Linked DNA regions of Homo sapiens: region 2 is linked to region 1. The links are chromatin contacts, found by Hi-C or POLR2A ChIA-PET in ENCODE. All regions are on one chromosome and are shown on one strand. The core of a region is the stretch at or near the end of the contact, and the rest is flanking DNA. Distances in the headings are between cores, read along the strand shown. Region 1 holds the start of MARVELD3 (MARVEL domain containing 3). Region 2 holds the start of IST1 (IST1 factor associated with ESCRT-III).

Region 1 (3,518 bases), core at 935-3,434:
TCCTTCTACTCACTCATCACTTCTTAATCCTCTTGAGTCTTAGCTCTAAAAGTTAGAATTCCCTAGGGACTCTGCCTAAGGCCTCTTCTCCATTCTACTTTCCTCCTTTCTCTACTCCCACAGAGCATCTCCAGCCCAATCCTCTCCCCATATTTCAGACTCATATATTCAACTGCAACTAGACATCTACACTTGGATGAATTATAGCCATCTCAAATTTACCATGTCCAAAATGGAACTCTCTAATTTCCCCGCAAATCTGGTTCTGTCCAGTCTCCCCCGTCTCAGTGAAAAACCCCACCATTCACCTGGTCACTCCTCCCCTCCCCTCATTTCCCCACATCTGATCCATACTGTAAATTCTTCCCCAAAACTACAACCTGGATCTGTCAACTTGTCACTGTCTCCATGGCCACCGTCACCCTCACCTGGACTCCTTCAGCAGCAGCTTTGTAACTCATCTCTTCCCTCTACTCTGGGCCTCCATCATCCACCCTCCTCACAGAAGCCAGAGTGGTCTTTCAAAAATATCAATCAGAAAGGTTTACTCTCCTCCTCAAAATCTTCAATGTTCTCCCATTGTTTAGAATAAAAATGCACACTGTCGTCTACACCATCTGCCTGGTCCACTTCTCCAGCCTCAATTCATGCCCACCAACTCTACTCCCAGGGACCTCCTTGTCCAGCTCCCGCGTTCCTCAACCTTCTCTCTTTCTGGGACATTTTCTCAGCCTTCTTGTCATCCAGAACTCAATTCAAACGACATCTTCCCAGGTCTATATGAGGAAACCTGCCCTTCCCATTAAACTTTAGACACTGTCTTCTTTGTTTACTACCTGTTTTCCCTTTTCCTGACACACTAGAATGCAATCACCCTGCAAGCAAATTTTCCACTATATCTCCAGTACCTGCTAAAGCAGGTGCTCATACATATTTGCTGAAAGAATTAATTACCAGATGGCAATTGTATATATTTTGTAATATCCTTACTTGGCAGAATTAAAAGCTGCCAATTTTGTGTAAGTCCCCATTTTAAAAAACAGGGCTATTTGTAAGCCCAGGACTATTGTGATAGATGAACTGGCTGCAAGCCCCTTACAACATAGGTGTTATAAGGAAAACAGGAGAAGGGAGAAAGAGGGACAGTGGATGGGTGGAGGGAGAAGTGGAAGGTGGGTGACTGGGTGGATGTGTGGGTAGGTTAGTGGCCAGATGGATGGATGAATGGGTGAGTGGATGAATGGTGGATGGGTGGATGCGTGGGTGGGTGGCTGGATGGGTGAGTGGGTGGATGAATGGGTGGATGGATGGGTGAGTTGGTAGATGGGTGGGTGAGTGGGTGGGTGGATGGGTGGATGAGTGAATGGGTGGGTGGATGGATGGTGGATGGGTGGGTGAGAGTGGATGGTTAGGTGAGTGGGTGGATGGATGGGCAGGTGAGTGGGTGAGTGGGCGGATGGTAGATGGGTGGGTGGATGGGTGGGTGAGTGGGTGGATGGGTGGATGGATGGATGGAGGGTGGGTGGGTGGGCGGATGGGCAGGTGAGTGGGCGGGTAGATGGGTGGTGGATGGGTGGGTGAGTGGGTGGATAGATGGATGGATGGGTGGATGGTTAGATGGGTAGGTGAGTAGGTGGATAGGTGGATAGACGGGTGTATGGATGGGTGAGTGGTTGAATGGGTGGATGGTTGGACGGGTGGGTGAGTGGGTGGATGGGTGGATGGATGGTGGATGGGTGGGTGAGTGGGTGGATGGGTGGGTGAGTGGGTGGATGGGTGGGTGAATGGATGAGCGGGTAGTGGGTGATTGGGTGAATGAATGAGTGTCTGGCTGAGTGAGTGAGAGGATGGGTACCTCTGGGAAGGTAAATCCAAGTTGCAGTGTAAGTTGAGCCAGGGGAGGTGGCCACAGTTGGCTCCCTTAGGCCGCCCACCTCGTGGGGTCACCAAGGGGTTACTTCGGGGCAGAAAGGTGCGGCTGTGGGTCGCCCCGCCCGGGTTTCCAGCAGCAGCACCCCAGCCCCCACCCAGCACACAGGCACCCCTCCCGCCCGGGCCCCAGACGCGCTCAGGCCGCCCCCTGAGGGCGCCCGTTCTCAGGTGAGCTCCCGGACTAGCGCGCATGCGCACAGGTGAGTGCCCGCCCCGCCCCCGGGCTTGGCCACCTGCCCAAGAAACTTGTTGGTTGTTGCCCTCAGGTCGCTCCCGGGCGGGGACACGGAACCCGGCCATGGAAGATCCGTCGGGGGCTCGCGAGCCCCGGGCCCGGCCGAGAGAGCGGGACCCGGGACGGCGCCCCCACCCAGACCAAGGCCGCACCCACGATCGACCGCGGGACCGACCCGGGGACCCGCGCAGGAAGCGAAGCAGCGACGGGAACCGGCGAAGGGACGGGGACCGGGACCCGGAGAGAGACCAGGAGAGGGACGGGAACCGCGACCGGAACCGGGACCGGGAGAGGGAGAGAGAGAGGGAAAGAGACCCGGACCGAGGCCCCCGCCGGGACACACACAGGGACGCGGGCCCTCGCGCAGGTGAACACGGAGTTTGGGAAAAACCGCGCCAAAGCCGGACGCGGGACGGAGCCCGGGGACTGACCTGGGACGCAGCCGCGCCTCCTGGGCCCGCGCCCTGGGAAGCCCCGGAGCCGCCGCAGCCGCAGAGGAAGGGAGACCCCGGGCGCCGCAGACCCGAAAGGTGAGAGGGGCCGGGGCGCTGCGACCTCCGCGCCGGGGACACCTGTGGCCCAGGCCGGCCCGCGAGGCCCTGGCGTCCCCGGGTTCTCGTCCTAGGAGCCCGTTTAAATGAACAAATGCCGTTTCTCCCTTCTGCGCTCTCAGAGGCGACCTGGCAGGGAAGGAAAACTTTAGGGTTCCCCCTTCTCGTGGCCTGAACCCAACTAACAAAGCAAAAACCACCCCTGTGAGCAGTGGCTGGGCTGGAGGACCTGGAGAAGAGAAAGAGAGGCCCCGGGACCCGAGAGGGAGGGGTGGGAGGAGACCAGGCGGGTGGGGTTCACCCCAGGCTCCTCCCCGGCCCGGCCCGCATGGTCACAGGACTGCGCCTTGGGGTTCAGACCCTTGTCCCGTGTTCCAGAGCCAGCCCTTCCCGACTCCAAAGTCCCCTTCCTTGTGGCCGGGCCGCCCACTTGGGAAGCCCGATGAAGAGTTAATAGTTTAATGTGTTACCCCTCCCAGGAATAGGTGCCTTCAGAAACAGGTGGGCCGGCGCGGTGGCTCATGCCTGTAATCCCAACACTTTGGGAGGCCGAGGCGGGCGGATCACCTGAGGCCAGGAGTTCGAGACCAGCCTGGCCAACATGGTGAAACCCCGTCTTTACTAAAAATACAAAAACTTAGCCAGGCGTGATGGCAGATGCCTGTAATCCCAGCTACTTGGGAGGCTGAGGAGGGAGAATCGCTTGAACCCGGGAGGCGGAGGTTGCAGTGAGCCGAGATCGCACCACTGCACTCCAGCCTGGGCGACAAAGCGAGACTCCGTCTCAAAAAAAAAAAAAA
Region 2 (4,013 bases), core at 1,079-3,578, 270 kb after region 1:
ATTGTTGGTAGAGACGGGGTTTCACCGTGTTAGCCAGGGTGGTCTTCATCTCCTGACCTCGTGATCCTCCCGCCTCGGCCTCCCAAAGTGCTGGGATTACAGGCGTGAGCCACCGCGCCCGGCCAATTTTTTGTATTTTTAGTAGAGATGGGGTTTCACCATGTGGCCAGGCTGCTCTCCAACTCCTGACCTCAGGTGATCCACTCGCCTCAGCCTCCCAAAGTGCTAGGATTACAGGCGTGAGCCACCACGCCTGGCCCACTTTTTTTTTTTTTGGGACAGGGTCTCACTCTGCTGCCCAGGCTGGAGTGCAGTGGCACAATCTCACATCACTGCAACCTCCGCCTCCCAGGTTCAAGCGATTCTCCTGCCTCAGCCTCCCAAGTAGCTGGGATTACAGGTGTGTTGCCACCACATCCGGCTAATTTTTGTATTTTTAGTAGAGACGGTTTCACCATGTTGGCCAGGCTGGTCTTGAACTTCTTACCTCAGGTGATCCACCCGCCTCGGCCACCCAAAGTGCTGAGATTACAGGCATAAGCCACCATGCCCAGCCAAAAAAATCTGCACTTTTTTTTTTTTTGGTTGGAGTCTTGCTCTATTGCCTAGGCTAGATTGCAATGGGGAGATCTCGGCTCACTGCAACCTCCGCCTTCTGGGTTCAAGCGATTCTCCTGCCTCAGCCTCCGGAGTAGCTGGGATTACAGGTATGTGCCTACACGCCTGGCTAATTTTTTCTTTTTTTTGTATTTTTTTTAGTAGAGACGAGATTTCACAATGTTGGTCAGGCTGGTCTTGAACTCCTGACCTCAGGTGATCCACCTGCCTCAGTCTCCCCAAGTGCTGGGATTACAGGCATGTGCCACCGCGCCTGGCATGGAACCTGGTTTTATCTTGAAATGTTGCAAACGTTTATAAAGATACAGTATTTCTAAATTCACATCAACATCTTATGATAAGGGCTAGCTCCTACTTGTCATATGACTGCCCCGGTACAAGCATTAGATGCAGCCTCCACAGCAGGGAGCAGATGACTTCCTTCTGGAGGCCCCTTTTTCTTTTTTCCCTTTTTTTTTTTGAGACGTTTCGCTCTTGTTGCCCAGGCTGGAGGGCAATCGCCGGATCTCGGCTCACTGTAACTCGAGAATCAAGCGATTCTCCTGCCTCAGCCTCCGGAGTAGCTGGGATTACAGGCTTGCGCCACCATGCGTAATTTCCTCTTTAGTAGAGACGGGGTTCCTCTGTGTTGGCCAGGCTGGTCTCGAATTACCGACTTCAGGTGATACACCTGCCTCGGCCTCCCAAAATGTTGAGATTACAGGCGTGAGCCACCGCACCCGGCCCTTTTTCTTTTTTTCTGTAGCCTAGGCTGGAGTGCTGTGACGTGATCACGGTTTACTGCAGCAGCGACCTTCTGGGCTCAAGCGATCTTCCTGCCTCAGCCTCCCGAGTAGCTGAGACCACAAGTGCTCACTGCTGCTCCCCTAATTTTTAACTTTTTTTTTTTTTTTTTTGTAGCGATGCGGTTTCACTATGGTGTCCAGGCTGGTCTGCAACTCCCGGGCTCAAGCGATCCTCCCGCCCCGCCTCTCAAAGTGCTGGGAAGGTCCCTTCCAGGCTTAAGCAGCGATAATGGTTTTCAAGTTAAAAACAAAGGTAACCAAGGAAAAAGTTTTCTCTGAATACCGAGATAAATTAGGGAAATCGCCAGAGACTGTGGTGCTGAGGAAACACTACTGAATTATACCACACAGACCGGAGCGATGCTGGTCCAAAGGGCAACCGGACGGCTTAAAAGCGGGGCGGGGGAACGCTTAGAGCCCGTAGAGGGACACGGAGGCGCTGGGTGAAGAGTCAGGGATACGCAGGCTTCGAAACCCCCTCGGCCGCTCCACCCAGGGGGAAAGTCCAGCGAAAGGCGGCAGCAGATCTTAGGGAGCAACTCCCGGCGTCAGAGAGGCGGTACTGGCAGCCGGTTATGGAAGAATCCGGAACCAAGGCACTGGGCGCGGTGAGGCCGTGGGCGCAGAGTCCGAGAATCAACAGCTGTGGCTGGCCTCCCCGCGCCCAGAGCGAAATTAAGGGCATGCCCCCAGCAGCTGACTCAGTCGGCGTGGCGCTTCCCCCAACGTCTGCCGTGCCCCCGCCGCGGGAAGTAGTCCCCGGCCGCGCCGACTCCAAAGGAAACCGAGGGAGGGTGCCCCGAGTCAGCGCGTGGGTCCCGGCAGCGGCGATCGCGCAGCCAATCCCTGGAAAGGAGGGCGTGGCTATATCGGCCCCGTGGATCCCTCCGCCCGCGCTTGTTGTGCTGAGGCCGAGGGAGTCGCCATTTTGGATGGTGAACCCTGAAGTCGGTGTCTGCTGCGTTCACGGCAGGATTCGGTTAGGTGAGTGTGGCATCCTCGGCGTCAGAGGTCTCTGTCTTCCTCTTCTCTCTGCGCTCCTGATTTAGCGGTCTCTAGTTAGCGCTAGGGCCCGGGATTCAAACGACTTCGGAGGGGGCAGCTGAGGAGAAAGGGAAGGATAGTGGAAGTGGGGGTCAGACCGGAGGTCAGGCCCTCGAGGGCCCGCGGCGCAGGAGGCTGCCCAGGCCTGGGTGGGGGGCGTGGCAGGGCCGCGAGCGGGTCGGAGGCCTCTGGTCCTGGATCCTCGAAGCCCCTTAACTTTCCCCTAGTCTTCCTGCCCCGAGGTGTGTCTTCCTTGGGGCGGAAACGCCGCGGCCTCGGCGAGGGCTCCTCGGCGACACCCCTACCCCGTCTTTTCTGGCCCGGAGAGACTTCGGGAAGGTCAGAGCTTCCAGTGCCGCGAGAGGCGGATGCCCTCCAGTCCGGGCCGCTTCCACCGGGCGGGGTGGCCTCCTGGGCTTGTTCCTGGGTTGGGGGAACGGACTTGGGTCCACTTTGGCCTGAGAAAATTACAATTTCTTTCGCTGAAGTAAGGAGCGGCCTCTGCCCGCTTTCTCGGATCCCTGCGTGTGTAGTGAGAGGTCTTGGAAGGATCCTTGCGCCTCTCCTCTTTGTTTTTCTCGGTGCTCTTCTTCCGGGGTGCTGGAGGTGACCTCTTGGAACTCAACAGCATAAACTTTGAGGAGGGTCGGGACCCAGGAGCTGTAGGTTAATTACAAAAGACACTGTCTGTCGTAGTAAACTTAAAGTCTGGTCTTAGATCTTTAGGGGAAACTTGAATTTTAAAATTATGTGTAATATTTTAACTTTTTATTATGGAAAATTTCAAGCAGACAGGAGTATAATGAATTCTCTCATCCAGCTTCAAACACGATCAACTCATGCCTAATCTTGTTTTATCTATACCCTTCCTATGTCTGTATTTTTCTAATTTAATAATAGTTGAAATATATATGTATATATTTCCCTCTCCTTTCCCAGTAGAAGCCTTTTGGCTTTTGTACCTACAAGCCAATAGTTTGTGGGAAATTTGCTTCCTCAGAACTTCTGGGATAGGGGGACTTGGTAATAGTCATTAGAAGATAAAACTGGCCAGATGTGGTGGCTCACCCCTGTAATCCCAGTACTTGGGGAGGGCTAGGTGGGATGATCACTTGAGCTTGGGAGTTGGAGAACAGCGTGGGCAACATAGCAAAATCCCGTTCTCTACAAAAATAAAAACAGCCAGGCGTGGAGGCCCGCATCTATAGTCCAGGAGGCTGAGGTAGGAGGATTGCTTGAGCCTGGGAGGTGGAGATTATAGTGAGTCGGTAATCGTGCCACTGCATTTCAGTCTGGAGGACAGAGTGAGACCCTGTGTAAAAAAAGAAAAAAAAAAAGAAATTAAAACACTTCCTCTTTTTTTGTATTTATTTTTGTTTTTGTTCTGCAGACGGGGGTCTCACTCTGTTTCCCAGGCTGGAGTGCTGTAGTGCACTCCCTGCAGCTTCGACCTTTCAGGACTCAAGTGATCCTCCCGCCCCAGCCTTGGGAGTAGTAGCTGACACTACAGGCCCACGCCTGGCTTTTTTTTTTTTTTTTTTTTGGTCGGGGTCGGGAGGGGAGAGT

Evidence for each region. A loop is a pair of places that touch in the nucleus more often than their neighbours do. ChIA-PET counts read pairs that join two places held with the same protein, here RNA polymerase II (POLR2A). Pooled maps may share reads with other maps.
Region 2: a pooled map shows a loop between it and region 1 (2.1-fold over the local background). The contact joins the promoter of IST1 here to the promoter of MARVELD3 in region 1. A Hi-C loop is called at or near these places in 1 of 37 single-sample maps with no recorded cell type and 3 of 50 pooled maps. POLR2A ChIA-PET finds 5 or more read pairs at or near these places in 4 of 52 experiments (Caco-2, H1, WTC11 and 1 more).

What each region holds. Positions count from the first base shown.
Region 1 is chr16:71,624,000-71,627,517 of GRCh38, forward strand. It overlaps MARVELD3 (MARVEL domain containing 3), which reads left to right and starts at 2,185. Exons shown (of 3, transcript NM_052858.6): 1 at 2,185-2,697. The coding sequence starts at 2,231. RefSeq lists a silencer at 3,006-3,055.
Region 2 is chr16:71,893,203-71,897,215 of GRCh38, forward strand. IST1 (IST1 factor associated with ESCRT-III) reads left to right here and starts at 2,329. Exons shown (of 10, transcript NM_001270975.2): 1 at 2,329-2,387. It also overlaps a transcript of ZNF821 not described here. RefSeq lists enhancers at 1,717-2,226, 2,104-2,669, 2,397-2,586.